Regions from separate parts of the Mus musculus genome. Here region 2 is linked to region 1. Evidence: chromatin loops called from intact Hi-C (ENCODE). Cell type or tissue: left cerebral cortex. All regions are shown on one strand. Links, peaks and the distances in the headings refer to the core of each region. The heading gives the core; the rest is flanking DNA.

Evidence for each region. Peaks named below come from ENCODE experiments on the same cell type or tissue, not always from the same donor. Only the 100,000 strongest peaks of a DNase experiment are listed, where the experiment ranks them.
Region 2: it touches region 1 in a loop (4-fold over the local background); 9 of 42 quality-filtered maps call a loop at or near these places.

What each region holds. Positions count from the first base shown.
Region 1 is chr6:112,696,954-112,705,283 of GRCm38, forward strand. It overlaps Gm35824 (a long non-coding RNA gene), which reads left to right. Exons shown (of 2, transcript XR_377964.4): 1 at 1-1,302; 2 at 1,417-1,534. Gm26799 (a long non-coding RNA gene) reads left to right here and starts at 2,827. Exons shown (of 2, transcript XR_869361.2): 1 at 2,827-5,924; 2 at 6,919-7,211. In left cerebral cortex, for the core only: a CTCF peak has its summit at 3,615 (motif pointing right); a DNase peak (open chromatin) is centred at 3,661.
Region 2 is chr6:113,298,033-113,306,362 of GRCm38, forward strand. It overlaps Cpne9 (copine family member IX), which reads left to right. Exons shown (of 21, transcript NM_170673.3): 18 at 2,531-2,633; 19 at 3,608-3,665; 20 at 4,017-4,090; 21 at 6,404-7,539. The coding sequence ends at 6,589. Among named protein-coding and RNA genes, the nearest start is that of Brpf1, 4.9 kb to the right of the region's middle. In left cerebral cortex, for the core only: CTCF peaks have their summits at 4,401 (motif pointing left) and 7,407; a DNase peak (open chromatin) is centred at 4,429; H3K4me3 peaks cover 493 bases; H3K27ac peaks cover 498 bases.

The sequences.
Region 1 (8,330 bases), core at 312-8,311:
CTTGGTAGAGAGTTCAAGATCTAGGCTCAGGTCTTCCCTCTTCAGGTAGTAATCTCTGGTTGCTTTAGAGATCTGTCTTGCTCCTTGAAAATATCTAAAGTTACACTTCTGTCTCAACTCCTCTTTCTGTAAGCATCCACGAGAGCCACATAGAGCCTCTGTTCTTCAAAGGTAACCACGGCTAATATTGGCACTTAGTTCTCAGATAGTCCCCATGTATAAAAGGACCAGTGTTAGCAAAGAGTGTTATTAAATCAGTTTAACAGGAACCCACATTCTTTTTTATCAAATTACTCCATCTACTTGAGAGGCTCCTCACCCTCTTCCATCTCCCAGGTGACGCCTTATCTCCCGGACCTGTCTCCAGAAAGGTTCCTTTTAGGCTCATTTAACCAGAGCTCCATTATCTGGATGTGGAACGCTGACCAACACACAGCCAGCCTGGCTACTCAGTTCAGCACTCATCTTCTGCCTTCTGTGGGCCTCCGCTGTACTAGGTCTCAGGGGCCACAAGTTGGTCCAGATGACTCGCAAGACAGAATCCCGAAGCTTGCGGTATCACTGATACCCCGGTGGCCCACACATTCACCGATTCAACATGTATGTTTTGAAGACTTACAATGGACCAGGCATGTGAGCTCTCCTGGAAAGTAGGGGGAGAGATGTGGCTGTTACAGACACTTTACAGGTGTGAAGACTAAAACCCAGCAGGTTAGGAATTCATTCTTTTGAGTTTTTATCATAAAATAATCCCTGTAATCTGAGCCAATTAATTTTTCCTAGCCTACAGTCACAGATGAACTGTGCAACACCAACACAAACAACATTTAGGTGATAGTTTACTTATTACAGTAATAGCTAACACATATTAGACCACCTGTATTCAAAGCACTCCTGTGGCTTTGGGTTGTTTTGTTTTGTTTTGTTTTTGCATCATGCACTTACTTGGTTTACTCATTATTCAAAGGAAAGAAAAATGGGTAATTGGTGCAGAGCATTCTGCAGCTAAGTAGAAGCAGGGCTTGAACTCAGGATGTTGGGCTTTTGAGCATATAAACTACCACAGAATCGTCTCATAAGAGTCTGTCTGGTCAAGACAGTTCTTTCCGCATGCAGATACGGAACCCAGTGTCAGAACAGCAAGAGGATTCAGACACTGAATCTAGCAAGTCGGCAGCCAGGAGGTAAATGGCAGATTAGATGCAAGGTGGATTTGTACCAACCCATCAGGGGAGAGTACTCACATGAACTCTAGGTTGAGTTGGGTGCTGCTGGATAGTTCTGGGAACATCGGAGGGGCAGGTGGCAGATTAGATGCAAGGTGGATTTGTACCAACCCATCAGGGGAGAGTACTCACATGAACTCTAGGTTGAGTTGGGTGCTGCTGGATAGTTCTGGGAACATCGGAGGGGCAGGTTGCCGTGCAAAGATACGGCAATAACAAAAAAGCAAGTTTGCCATAGTTATTCCTTTAGGGTTCTCTTTGGATACTGGGCAATTAGGTTAACAAATGACTGGGGAGTGAAAGAGAAATGTGTGAGAAAAGAGGGAAGAATAGGGGAGGGACAGAGAGAGGGGGAGGAAAGGAAGAGAGGGGGGAAGGAGGGAGGGAAATGAGGAAAGAGAGAAAAGAGGTGGGGCTGGGGAGGCACTCTCTTCTCTGCAGAGCCTCCAGGTCACACCCCAATGCCATTCATCTCTGAACTCTTGCCACCAACCACTCAGTGAGATGGAATTAATGAGCAAATTACCAGTGAGCTCACATTCCCAGGTCATCTTTTCCTCCTGAGCTAAATGTTTTCCTCCTGTCCTCTTTAGCAGCACCCAAGGAGCCATGTCACCTCTGGGCCTAGGGAGGAAAGTTCCAGGGAACAAGCAGGTTCTAGAAAGACCATTATGGGCTCAGGGCAATATGCCTCCCCTTTTCCCTCCCTTAAGCCTCAAGAGCCATTCTCCTGTCTCCTGACAAGCTGCCGTCTGTCTCTGAGAAACATGCCCTTCTTTTAGATCAATAACGAGCTTGTGCCTCTTTATTCAGGAGCAAAAACAAAATGTTCTGTATTTAAAAAGCAGACAAGAGTCAGAGGCTCTCCCATAATACTTAGCCCCAAGTGAAGAGCCAGGATAGGTTGACTCCATGAAAAACAGATGCCCAGTAAACTTGAATTTCAGATATACAGCAAATAATTTAGAAGTATAGTGTGTCACAAACATATAACATACCTATATTTTAAAAAATATTCCCTGATTATCTGAAATTAATGGTTTAACCTGGACATCTGGTGCCTTTATTTGCCAAATCTGACAACCCTAATCAGGGCAATGTCTTCCCAGCCAAGTGGGACCTGTCCTTGGCTCACCCTGGATGTCTCACGGTCCTGAGCTCCTGCCAAAGGCCTCTTTGCATCCCACCTTCATCTCTTCCCTCCATCCTTCTCATCCTAATTCACTTTCTTAAAGAGTTTGGGATTTTGCCCTCCTTCCTTCCTGTCTTCTTTATCTCTCCCTTCTTCCCTTCTTTCTTCTATTTTTGGTTTTATTGTTATTTGTCTGTCTGTCTGTCTATTTGCAGTACTAGGGGTCAAACCCAGGCTCTGGAGTTAACTAAGCAAGCATTCTACAGAGCTACATCCTCAGCTCCTCTACTCTCTCAGCTTCCCTTATTCCTTTTAAGGTTCAGCTATTTTATGTTTGAATGTTTTGCCTACGTGTCTGTCTGTGCACCACATGCATACCTGGTATTTGCAGAGGAAAGAAAGAAGGAAAAGGAAGGAAGGGAGGGAGGGAGGGAGGGAGGGAGGGAGGGAGGAAGGAAGGAAGGAAGGAAGGAAGGAAGGAAGGAAGGAAGGAAGGAAGGAAGGGAAAGAGAAAAAAGAAAGAGAAGAAAAAGAAGAAAAGTGCTGAATCCGTGGATCTAGTTATGGCTGTGAATAACCATGTAGATGCTTGGGATTCAACCACAGGTCCTCTGGAACAGCAGGAAATGCTTTTAAACACACCAAGCTATCACCCGAGGCCCCAGCCCTGTGGTTTTTAAGACAAGGTCTGGCTATGAAAGACCTTGCTTTTACCTGCCACGTGCTGATGCTCCAAGCTATACTGCCCCACAAGACCCAGCCCCTCCATTCATTTTACTAAATGTTTCCAGCCTCCTGACACCCTTTCCAGGAGCTGTGTACACGAGATGACAAATCAGATATGGTCCCTGATCTTGAAGAGCTGACGCCCTGGGGTTGGAGGAGAGATGACATAGACAAGGGAGTATGAAAGAAAGTGGAAAGCGAATGCATTAAAGTCCAATGGCTCAATGTAGAATGGAGGAGTGCATAGGAGTTCCTAGCCTTGTCAAAGTGTCCAGATTTGAATCTCTCCACACCTCAATTTTCTAATCTGTAAAATGAGCTGATCCGAGATAGCATTTGCATTAAAGGGACTTTTAGTATTGCAGAGATATTTTAAATTCAAGTGCAAAGCTAACATAGACAACATACATGATTTTAAAATCTGAGTAATAGATATAGCAAATTAACTAAACTACTACCTGCATTATTTTAAAATTTTGAAAATTTCCACCAATATTAGGACGTTTGCTGGCTGCCATCTTACAAGTGGCCACATGGGGGCAACAAAGTACCATACAAACTGAGACTGAGCTGGTCAAGCACCCCATTAACCCATAATTCACTCATATTTTGTCTGGTCATTTAAATGACTTTAATGAACTCTGAGTATGTTCAGGAAAAAGAATTGAATCAAGGTGTAGTCCACCCTTAACCTCAGCCATCAGGAGGGCAAGGCAGGCAGATCTCTGGGAGTTCAAGGCTAGCTACAGCTACATAGTGATACCTTGCCAAGAAAGAATGAAAGAAGAGGGGAAAGGAAGAGGAGGAGGACTATGCCCCTGCCCCACTCCTGTCCTCCTGAGGTTTCTGACAAGCCCCTAAGGTAGGCACTATCACCATATCTGTTTTAGACACAGAGATTCTGGGAAATTAGAAATGTTTCCTCTTCTGAAATGGTCCCTGAAGAGGAGCTAGGGAAAATATAAGAGCCAGAGATCAAGGAAGATTGAAGCAAAATAGTCTTCTGGAGAGGATGGCCCGTTGCACTTAGGAATGCACAGCAGCTGTGGTTGGCTGCACAAGATGAAGCCAGTGAACACCCCAGCCTGGAGTTGGCGTGGTGGTTTGAATGTGTTTGGCTATTAGGAGGCGTGACCTTGTTGGAGTACATGTGGCCTTTGTTGCAGGAAGTGTATCACCATGGAGGTGGGCAATGAGACCCTCCTCCTAGCTGTCTGAAGTCAATCTTCTCCTTTTTGCCTTCAAAACAAGAAGTAGAATTCTTAGCTCCTCCAGTGCCATGCCTGCCTGGATGCTGCTGTGCTTCTGGCCTTGATGATAATGGACCAAACTTCTGGACCTGTAAGCCGGGGCCAATTAAATGTTGAACTTTATAAGAGTTGCCCTGGGCGTGGTGTGTCTTCACAGCAATGGAAACTCAAACTAAGACGGAAGTTAATCCCTGGGACTGGGGTGTTGCTGTGATGGGCCTGACCATGGTTTTGTTTGGAGGGATGTGGATTTGGGGGCTTTGAATTTGGAAAGCTATGGAATGCTTTAAGTAGGACTTGATGGGCCATCCCAGTAGGAATATGGAAGACATTGGTGCTGAGGGTGATTTGAACTCTGGAGATCTTTCTTAATGACGTTTTGGTGAAGAATGTTGCTGCTTTCTACCCTTGTCTGAAAAGTCGGCCTGAGGCTAAGGTAAAGAGATTTCGGTCAATTGCATTGACAAAGGAAGTCTCAGAAAAGCCCAGCATAGACTGTGTCCTCTGGTTTACTCTCATGAAGAGAGTTTTGATCAAGCACAGCAAGCTTAGGCATTGAAGAAGTTGGAAACAGAAAGCTAGTGATAATGCAATAGAACAAGGGGGCCATGTTCTAGCCCCAGCAAGCAGCAGAACTCAGCAACTTTAGCCATGTTGCTCTGGCTTTAGAGTTAAGACTAGAAGGGCCTACTGGCATGATTGATGCTGCTTAGCTGGAGCTAAGAAATTAGTGGTGATTAAGAAGAGACCAGCATAATTGAAATGAAATATTCTTGCAAGTATCTTCTGAGAGCACAAAGAAGCTGTGTTCCAGAGATAGCCAAGGTTGTACCTCATGCTGCAGTTGGACTTGGTAATGTGTAAGAATCACCCAGGTAGTACTGGTTTTGAAGGCATGAAGGGGTCATGGAGAGCAGCTGAGGCTTGGCACTGTGAGAGGCCAGGGAAGGTCATTGGTGAAGGTGCAGCCTCAGTTGCAGGTAACAGCCCAGGACTTAAGGGGTCAGGCAAAGGAGGAGAATTGGCACCATGAAGAGAGCCTTTAAGAAGTTATGGGTGAAACCTAATTGTAGCCTCCCTCAGCCCTGAAGCAGGCTGATCCAGACTTTGACCTTGCTGCCACTGAGAAGATTACCTAGGGTGGAGCCTTCCGACCTAGATGGCTCTTTTGTTCAGTCACCTGCCACTGCTCTCTCCAAGGCACTGCTACCTGCCAAGAATCCCCTGAGATGTTCTGGAGGAACCTCCTATTCTGCACTGTCGCCTACAGGCTGGCTTCAGACACCAAGAATGGACTGGCAGGGGATGGGCTTTCCCCTTTTATAGGCACACTCTCTTAGTAAACTGGTGGGCCTTGAACAGAATCATGTCTTGGTCTCCATTAATCTCTCGCCGTCTAAGTCTCTTTCAGCCCCAGCCTGCCTCCCAGGTGTACCCAGTTCAAGTAGACCACAGGCTGGCATACAACAGATTGGTGTCTGAGCCAGGGACCTTGAGAACGGCGGGAAAGCACTCAGGGAATCACTGTCTTGTATGGAACTCCAAGGGGAGAAAAGAATCAGAGATCGAATCGGGCATGGTGAGCAACAGGTATTTATGCTAGCGCTGGCTTTAAACTTCATTTTTTTAAAAAGTGTTGCTGGAGGTGCGGAAGGATATGGGTTAAGTTTGGAATAGTGCTAACCCGGTACTTTTTCCACTTAGGATTTGACAGCGAAATAGGTGTGGGACTAGAAACTGTGAATCAGGAGGTTGTCCACAGCTTTTAAAAGCTGTTTCAGAAGTCGGGTGTGGTGGCACATGCCTTTAATCCCAGCACTCGGGAGGCAGAGGCAGGCGGATTTCTGAGTTCGAGGCCAGCCTGGTCTACAAAGTGAGTTCCAGGACAGTCAAGGCTATACAGAGAAACCCTGTCTCGAAAAACCAAACCAAAAGCTGTTTCAGGTGAGAGGGTTTAAAATGATGAAACAAGTAGTTGTCCGCAGTCGAGAACTGCATCAGGCTAGAGGAATAGGGCTTAAAATGGTGGAGTAAAATATATAGAGGAAAATGGATTTTGAAACTCTCCCAGAGACAGAGAGAATTCGGGGAATGCCCTGCTTTATTCTCTCTGGCTCTACAGCCTCTTTGTGTTGTCTAATGTCTGGTGCACCAGTCCATTTACAAGTCGATTCATGTGTGTTTTGTTTCATTGTCTGAATGCCTGAATGTTCTGTGTTTCATGTTGGAAAATAAAGATGGCTAAAACTTTATCTGCTGGTTTAGCAAGAGTGGGCACACGCTTTAGCAGGATCAGGCACAGCAGGAGGGCTCCTGCTGGAAAAACAGTTTTTTGAGAAAGGGAGTCTGCAGCCTCTTAGTTTTGGGGCAAAAAAGCTGATAGATGGTTTGTTGCCTGGGGGGGGGGGGTTCTCTGGAATTGTGATTAATGTGTTTAGCAAGTGACAAAGTGCGTTTTTATCTTATAATTATAGCTAGAAAAATTAAAATTCTTTGATTGGTCTAAATTTATAAGACTCGTGTAGCCGCTTCATTTGTTTTTTTACTGGTCTTAGAGGTGTAATATGCTCTGCGTGTCTTCCAGCCTGCCTCCCAAGTGTACCCCGTTCAAGTAGGCCACAGGCCGGCATACAACACCTAGTTGCAGTAGAATACCACAGTGAATTGGAGGTGTCACTTCCATGGGATGATCACCAAGAACAGCAGCAGCAGTGGAGTGGAGTCAACCAGAGTGCTACAGAGGGCAGAGCTGGAGAAGTGACACAACCCTTTGGAGAAGCCCAGAAGATCCTACGTGGATCCAAGACACTGGAATGAGAAGCTGTAAAGTTGAAGTTGCCTCGGATACCTCAATATGTTAGAGATGTCAGAGCCATGGGATAACTGCCATGGGAACTGCTAACAGGGAGTGGAACCTGCCCAAGAGAATGAAGTTTGTTGCTGCTGAATGCCAGATCTGTCTGTTGGAATTAAACATGGGTGAAAGGGTGAAAGTTTCCTCCAGTGCCATGCCGGCCTGGATGCTGCCATGCTTCCCACCACGATGGTAATGGAATGAAGACAAACTACGACAAGCAGGGAAGGCTCCCTCTTGACTGAGAAGCCATGGGCAGTTGATAGCTTTGTGAGGAGAAAGAGTTGGCCTTACTTATGGGTGTAGCCCCCGTAAGTCAACCATGCTCTAGAGAATGGCCCCACCCAAGAGTACAACACAAATTGGACCTGGTAGGTTATTTCTAAGTGGGGTGGTCCATGAAAGGAGGTAGTTAAGTGGGGAAAGAGTCTGGAAAGAGCCAAGGGGAGGATTGAGGGTGTGGATATGATGATCAAAATACACTGTGTGCATTAAAATTTCAAAGAATAAAATTTCTGATATTTTTTCAAAGACTTTTCTAGTGGCTTCCCAGGAATGAGAGAAACTAGGACCTAGACCCTTGGAGATCTATTAGGGTGACCGCTCCACTTTTAGGATGTGTTTCTAAAGGCTCCTGAAGTTGAGGCTATTAGCACACTCCCTGGGGTTTGCCTGACATCACAGTTCTAAGGACGAAACCTCTTAATAGCGTTCTCACGCCCGGCCAGGAAGAACACAACAGACCAGAATCTTCTGCGGCAAAACTTTATTGCTTACATCTTCAGGAGCTAGGAGCGCAAAACCCCCAGCCCCAAAAGCGAAAGCCCCTTCTATATCGAAACCAAAACCCCTTTCCTATTTAGGAGAGTTATATTTCGCCTAGGACGCATCACTCCCTGATTGGCTGCAGCCCATGGCCGAGCTGACGTTCACGGGAAAGGCAGAGTACAAGTAGTCGTAAAATACCCTTGGCACATGCGCAGATTATTTGTTTACCACTTAGAACACAGGATGTCAGCGCCATCTTGTGACGGCGAATGTGGGGGCGGCTCCCAACATCTCCCCCTTTCCTTTTAATAAGAGCAAATAGGCCACCCATATTAATGAGAGTGGAGATAGAGGTCAAATCCCCAGTGTGTAGG
Region 2 (8,330 bases), core at 272-8,271, 600 kb after region 1:
GTAGTAAACATTCAGTTAAGGACAATTCTGTAGATTCTGGAGTGGAGTAAATTGGTAGTACATCAGGGCCACGCCCTACCGTACCCACCACCCCCACCAGTGTCTCAAGTACTCTAGGCTGACATTGTAGCTGAGGATAAAGTAGACCTTCTGATCCCCCTGCCTCTGCTTCCCAATTTCCCATTGTACACCACTCTACGTAATTTGTGTGGTGTTGGAGATCAACCCCCCCAGCCTATGTGTGCTAGGCAAGCTACCTACTGAGCCATTAGCCCCAGTACATTGGTCAGACATTGTCATGCACTGGCTTTGTGGCTTTGGCCAATTCTCTTAACTGCACTGTAAAATGAGACTGAGAATACTAGCAACATTTACACTGCAGGGTTGTTACAAGGACTCCTTAGTGTATGTCAAGCACTCACAAGAGTGCTTGCCCCTGCTAAGTGCTGTAACTGTAGTTAGTACTGTTCCTATTATTATCATTATCACAACTCAAAGGGCAGCTGCTGTGTGCTCAGTTCTCTGCTGGGGCACTGGGGGCTCACAGATGAATCGAATTTAGTCCTTGCCCTCCGGAGCTCCTGCCTTGGTGCAGGAGACAGAAATATAAATAAATCATCACTTCTGTAGGCCAAAGCTCCCCAGAAATTTCTAGCAAGTTGCCTGGTGGCAAAAGTAAGACACTGCATTCCCTGGGGATCAGGGCAGGGGGAGATGGAGGGCACAGCTGAAAGCAGTCAGCCTGAGAGGGACTTTGAAGTCTAGTGTTTCATCTTATAAACACATGCAAACTTTCTAGTCTTCTCCCATTGTGTCTGTGTTTGCTCTAATTATGTTAAGAAGGAGCCTTGTGTGTACTTCATGCCCTGGTTTCATCCACATGTAAGACAATTCATCCTTGGAACCCTTGGGGTATGAGAATCTCAGTGGATGGGGTTGCATCCTAAATGATAGGTGCTGCTTAGCTTGGTCTGTAGGGTGAGCTGGTCTTCATCAAGAGAGGGCTAGTAGGCCTGGCAGCGGTGAGTGCACACTGAAAGCACAGAGGCTCTGAGTGACAGGTCTGGGAGATGCTGGGTGGCTAGACATAGTAGGAACAGGTACAGCAAGGAGGATTATGCAGGAGCTGGCCAGGGTGGATGCTGATAGGCCCCGGTTTCTTTGCCCTTGGGGACTGCTGCTTAGTGTTCCTGAACTTCAGTGGCCTCACTTTAAAAATAGGATAAGCTGGGTTAGGTGCTGTACATCCCAGCAACCAAGAGGCCAAGGCAGTAGGATTGGCGAGAGTTTAGATGCCAGCTTGTGTTATATAGTGGTTGCAGGTCAGCCCAGGTTACTGTTCTGCAGAGTCCAGAGAATGATCTAAAGAAGCCAGGCTTTCAACTTGGAATGAGAGAATGTATTAAGTACATAGCAAGGTGGGTGTGCATGTATGTATGTATGTATGTATGTATGTGATGGTCTGAGCCTTTAGAGGCAGGATCTTTGTGAGTTCAAGGATAGTCTGGTCTACAAATTGAGTTTAAGGCCAACTGGGACTACATGGTGAGACCCTGTCTCAAACAATATCTAAAATTGAAACAAAAAAAGTGTACTGCAAGCAAAATTCTACCTGCTTCCTGCTCCGTGCCCACACATGGAAGGTGACAGTGACTATACATGAAATGAGCACGTGACAAAAGATAGCACTGGGTGGGGCCTCTGAGAGGGTGGGCCAGAGCAGACCCAGGTTTCCTTACCTACACCCACTCTGGATCTCAGCACACCATGCAGACCTGACTCTATACTGTCACCATGCTGTCTCAGCCTTCTGAGGCCAAGTGTAGCTGCCAGCACTGTCTAACAAAATGTCCTGCAATGAGAGAAGTGGTCCGCCTCTATGCTCTCCAGTATGGCATTCACCAGTCTCATACGGGGAGAGAGCTGTTAAAGGTAACTAGAGTGACCAGCGAATGCAATGTCTCATTCGTTTTACCTTAGTTGACTTAAATCTTTTTCTTTTCTTTTTTGTTTTTTGTTTGTTTGTTTGTTTGTTTGTTTGTTTTTGAGACAGGGTTTGATTTAAATCTTTATATTCATTCACATGTGGCTAAGGACAATCTATTGGACAACACAGATCAATCATTTCCGGTCCACTCAGGATGTGTAACTGAAGTTGGCAGGTGGGGTTGGGGAGACTGAGGGATGTCTGAAGTCCTTTTCTCCTGGATTCAGAGATTGAGGAAGAGAGGAGAGAGACCTCTGCAGACCGACGTGGTGCAACATTGCTGTGCTCCCGCGCCCGCCGGGCAGCTGGGAGCAGGCAGGAGTAGCCAGTGTCTGACCACTTTTCAGTTACAGGAGAGACCTTATCTAAAATTATACACAGAATGGACAGACGCACATAAGGGCAGCAGTCAGGTCCGCTAAGGAGTGTGGGGTCCAGAAGCCCCAGGTTTTGCCCCCCGTTTATATGGTGGCTGTAGAGCAGGGGCTGAAACTGTGTATTCTCTGGCTGGCCACTACATACAGACCTTGGTCTTTCATGTAGGGCTGCAGCCAAAATCTCGGATGGTTCCCAGTACTACGTTCTGCTCATTATCACTGACGGCGTCATCTCCGACATGACACAGACCAAAGAGGCCATCGTCAGTGTGAGTTTGAGGAGGAAGGCTTGTCAGGGAGGGGTCATTGTCCTTGCAGTGAAGGGGCTCTGATGGTTATTCCATGTGTATCCTAACATTTTCATCTGCCAGTTTCAGAGACGCCTATTGGCTGGGGCACCAACAACACTGGCTTTTGATTCTCTAGGTTCCAGCATGATGAACTCACTATGGAAACCTGAGCTTAGGAAACACTGGTCTTTTATATTCAGCAGGACACATGTCTGTCCTTTATCAGGGGAGGGAGGAGTTATTTTTTTATTTGCTTTTAATTTTATTTTTGTTGTGTTTTGTAACAGGGCCTTACTGTGTACTGGATGCCTATATGGCCCAGACTGGCCTGAATAGAGGCAATCTTTCTGCCTCAGCTTCCCAAGTGCTGGATCTATGGATGTAAGCCACCAGGACTGGCTATTTCTGTTTGTTAGTTTGTTGGCCTGAGACTAGCTATATAGATCAGGCTGCCCTTGAGCTCACTTTGATCCTCCTGCCTCTGCCTCCTGAGTCCTGGACGTATGGGAAGGATATGCCATGCCTAGGATGGGTATTTTGCTGTCATTAAGGTTTCCATGGTTCTGTTGTTTTTCCAGATGGACTTACACTGGAGCTCAGACTGGCCTAGAACTCATTCTTTAACCAGTGTTGGTCTGGGATTTGTGGTGATCCCCCTGCCTCAGCCTCATGAGTGCTAGGACTACAGATGTATGTTGCCACGTCTGGCAGGAAAACCTTTTTAAAATGATACTAGAAATATTTAAGGTCAGCTTGGGTTACAGAGGGAGACTTTTGTTTCAAACAAACAAGATAATGGCTTTATGTTTCACCAGAAGGCACCTGCTGTGCATAGAGATAGTCTGCAACTGATCCTGGCAGTGTATCTGGGCTCACTCAAGCATGTGATCCCCACAGACACCACAGGCACTGTCCTGTCACAGCCGCTTACTCCAGCCATTCCTCTCCCACAGGCCTCCTCACTGCCCATGTCTATCATTATTGTCGGGGTCGGACCTGCCATGTTTGAGGGTGAGTAGGGTAGGGTGTGTCCATGACTGGGACTGGGAACTGGAGCGAACAGGAAGGATCCAGCAGTCCCATGGACCCTCCTCACAGATAAAACAGACTGGCACCTTAGTGAAGTCACAGATGTTTCGTCTCCATAACCCTGGCTGCTGGAGTCAACTTTCCCCTGCTTTCTTAGGAGAATGGAACTTGCAGGAAGGAAAGCTAGTAAGGATAATGAGAGCAGTTACACACCACTGTGGAATGCGAGTGTCAGGTCTCCTTGTGAGGACCCTGATGGGATCTAATGAGGAAGGGGCAGGACGAGCTGGAGTTGGAGAGACAGCCAATGATGCCTGCCTGTCTTCTCTGCAGCAATGGAAGAGCTGGATGGTGATGATGTACGTGTATCCTCCAGGGGACGCTATGCAGAGCGGGACATCGTTCAGGTAGCCCTGGGAGTGGTGAAAGCAGAAAGAAACAGGGCTTCCTAGGAGCCATTCTCCTTGCTCCTTCCTAGTCACTACCTTTCTCCCCTCAAACATTCATAGAACAAGTTCCCTTTTAAAAAAACAAAACCAAAAACCTTGTTAGATAAAATAGTGGTAGGTAGCACAGAATGGCCTGGGACTTCCTCAGCCTCCGGGGTGCTGGAGTTACAATACTGCATCACTACACTGGCTTTGAACAGTTCTTTTGAGGGGTCAAGTGGGGTGCAGCTGTCCTGCAAGGTTGTATGATGTAGGAGGAGCAGGTCTCTGCCCTCTACTGGAGATGACCAATATTACAAAACTAGCAAATGCAGCTGTCAACAGCCAATCGTAGTGAGGGGAGGCTTCTATGAGGTTGTGCTTTTAACACTGAGTTGAAACCTGAAGAAGGTATCAACTTCACAAGCAGAGAAGGAGCATGTCGTGTAAGACCTGCCAGAGGCTCAGACCAGGCTGGCAGGATTGTCTGCCATAAATATCTTAGGTTTGACAATCAGAATGCGTTCTTACTTATGTATCCCTCCATGTATTTATTGTTTTGTTTCAGACAGAACCCCACTATTTAGGGAACTAGTAGCCCTGGCTAGTCTAGAATTCATGGTAATTCTACTGCTTCAGCCTCCTGAGTGCCAAAATGCCCAGATCAAACTACACTATAAATAGACTTCTCTGGGTGCTGCACTGTAGGTGCGGTGGCAGGGCCAGGGAAATGCCCAGAAATCCATTTAGCCAGCAGCAAAAGTGACTGGGGTATGTGAACACAAAGCAGTGGTCATGTTCAGAAGCAGCCAACTCAAAAGCTGTTTAAAGGCAGGGAGGCAGTTCAGTTGATAGAGTGCTTGTCTAGTATGCATGAGGTCCTGGGTTTGATCTTCACCATTGCGTAAAACAATGTGCCTGAAATCCCAGCACTCAGGAGGTGGAGGCAAAATGATAATAAGTTCCAGGTCAGGCCAGTGAGATGGGTGTGTGTGTGTGTGTGTGTGTGTGTGTGTGTGTGAAATGTACTTTGCTGAACAAACCTGATGATGTGAGTTAGATTCCTGGGGTCCCATGGTAGGTGAGAGCCCACTCTGCCCTCCTTATGTGCACCAGGGAACACTTATGCCTGCATTCACACATGCACTCTAAACAACATAGAATAACAACAAGAAATACCTTTGAATTCATGGCCAGTGTGAGGCCTTTATGAAACCCTGTCTAAACAAAGGAAAAATTGTTTAAGAGCTGTGCACAGAAGTGTGTGCAAGTGTGCATGTATATGTGTATATATGTGTGTATGTGTATATATGTATGTGTGTGTGTGCCTGTAATTCTTGCACTTGGAGGCTAAGGCAGGAGGACTGAGAGTCCCAGGCCAGCCTAGGCTATGTAATAAGATTATCTCAAAAGAGGAACACAAAAGAAGATACTTTAGATCCCTTTGCAGGATTTGATGACTTGTTAATACACTGATAAGGACTACTCTCAATTTTCTAGTGTGAAAGGTCCCACTGACTGGGTAAGGCGAAGCTAGAGGCAGAGATAGGTCCGGAAGACTTGGTATTCAATAGGTAAAGCTGGGTTTGGGGGATCTGTGATAACTGAAGGAAAACGTAGTTTTAGCAACTAAATGGGCAGTTCTGGGCCAGGGTTAGGTACAGTGGCTACAGCTCAAGCTGTTAGGAGGCTGAAACAGGGGGATCCCAACAGAATGAGACCCAAGGACAGAGGCAAACACGGGGCTCTGGAGGGTGCTTTTCCCTGCCCTCCCTTTATTAACCTCCTTTCTCTGGCAAACTGCTCTTCCCTCTCAATCCCAACGCCTCCCTCTCTTGCTCCCAAGTTCAACGCTCTCCTTCCCAGCACTCGAGTAGAAGGCAGATGGATCTCCCTGAAGGCCAGCTTGGTCTACATGATGAGTTCCATGATAGCCAGGGTTTCATAGAGAGACAGGGTGAAAGGGGGGCAGTTCAGGAAAACCCAGAGGAGTGGAGTTGACACGAAGGGAAGCTTCTAGAAAAGGAGGGGGGAAGAGTGTGGTGTCAGGAGTAGTGATGTGGTTCAGTGGTAGGCAGCTTGTCTTGCATATACAAGATCCTGCGTTCAATGTCCAACACCCGACACAAAGAATTGGATGCATTCAGAAGGATGACATTCAAGTACAGTGAAGCTAAAGAGACTCTCAGAAGAATAGTGATAGTTGGAAAGAAATGTTAGGGGTCAAAGATGAAACTTGAGTGCTACCTACTCCCTTGGCCGAAGCTCACCTTTCTTTCCTGTCTGTCCCAGTTTGTCCCATTCCGAGATTATGTTGACCGATCGGGGAACCAGGTGCTGAGCATGGCCCGACTGGCCAAGGATGTACTAGCTGAGATTCCTGAACAGTTGCTCTCCTATATGCGCACCAGGGACATCCAGCCTCGACCTCCTCCCCCTGCGAGCCCCAACCCAACCCCAGCCCCAGAACAGCCCTGAGGACTTCACATAGCCAATGCTTAGCAGTCTGCTTACCTGTCTACCCACTGCTGGAAGTTAAAGGCACCTGGAGCTCTGAACCTGACCAGGAGGGCCATCTAGGTTGATCAGTGCTGGCTGACAAGCTTTTTGCCCCCTGACTTCAGAAAGGCTTGGCATGATCACCACCTACCGCCTCATGACAACAATAAAGCTCATCTTACGCAGTCTCTGTCTCATGGGTGTTGGAGAGGGAGACTGAGGGACCCAGAGCCTGGGGTCACATCAAGAGTGAGGGAGTAATGATAACTTCAGTGAGGTTAACATCCATCCTAATGCACTCATCCAGTCACTTCTATATAAAATTTCAAATATTGTAAGAAAACGTGTGGGCTGGTGAGATGGCTCAGTGGCTAAGAGAACTGACTGCCCTTCCAAAGGTCCTGAGTTCAAATCCCAGCAACCACACTGTGGTTCACAACCACCATTAATGAGATTTGATACCCTCTTCTTGTGTGTCTGAAGACAGCTACAGTGTACTTATATATAATAATAAATAAATTTTTGGGCCGGAGCAAGCAAGATCTGAGCAAGCAGGGTTGATCAGAGCGAGCAGAGGTCCTAAAATTCAATTTCCAACAACCACATGAAGGTTCAGGTGTACAGCTACTGTGTACTCATCTGTACAGCTACAGTGTACTCACATACATAAAATAAATAAATAAATCTTTAAGAAAACTTGTTATACATACTTGAACACTTTTTTCCTCAGGACAGACCCATAGCTTTCATGAGATTTTCTAAAAGGTTCTTCACCCCAAAAGAGCTAGCTTTAAGACAACTGTGAGGTCCTAGTGGTACAAGCCTGTAATCACAAGTTCAAGGCCAGTGTAGGCAACTTATCTGGACTTTGTCATTAAAAAAAAAAGTTTTGTTTTGTTTTTTAATAAAAAAGAAACGGCTGTTGTGATATATCCCTGTCCTTGTGTGTGCAAAGCCTTCAATAATGAAAAAAAGCTGTATAACTTCTTTGATTCATTTATTTTGGTTGTTTTGTTTAGATAGGGTCTTGCTGTATGGCTCAGCCTGACCTGGAACTCATAAGCAGTTGGAGCAATCCTAATTCAATCCTCTTGAGTGCTGCGATTACTGGTTTATTCTGAATTTTCTGGATGAGTATAATAGCTTGTATTTTCTTTGTGCATGCGAATCTTATACAACAGACACTGTATTAGGCAATTTACAGTCTTCAACTCTCTTAATCCTTATCATAACCCCGGGACAGAGGGACTATATATTATCCCCATTTAATAATGAGAAACTCCGCTGCAATAAGCCATTTCTTTATAGAAACCACCGATTTTACGCCAGACCCCCCCTTTTGACCAGGAAACAACTTGGAGTGCTGGTTTTATTGGCATTTCTCGGGGGAAACGTGTCATAAGAAAACGTGCACTTTAGGGAGCTGAATACCAAGTCCGCATGAAAATAAACCGCGTTCTCAGTGACTCTAGCATCTTGGAAGACTATCATACTCTTCAGTGACAAAACTACAAGCACTGCTTGACAATGATGATCCCTGACATCCAAATTCTCTGAAACCCCCAGGAACTGACAGAATTTTCGAGTTCCAGGTTTACAATTGAAGAACCCAAAGAAGAATTTCCCACGATCACACTTGAGGTGTCAGTCATATTCAATGGGCTGTGTGTTTTGATACCGTCTTCCAATCAGCTACCGGTAACCTTGTAGTCCAGCGCTG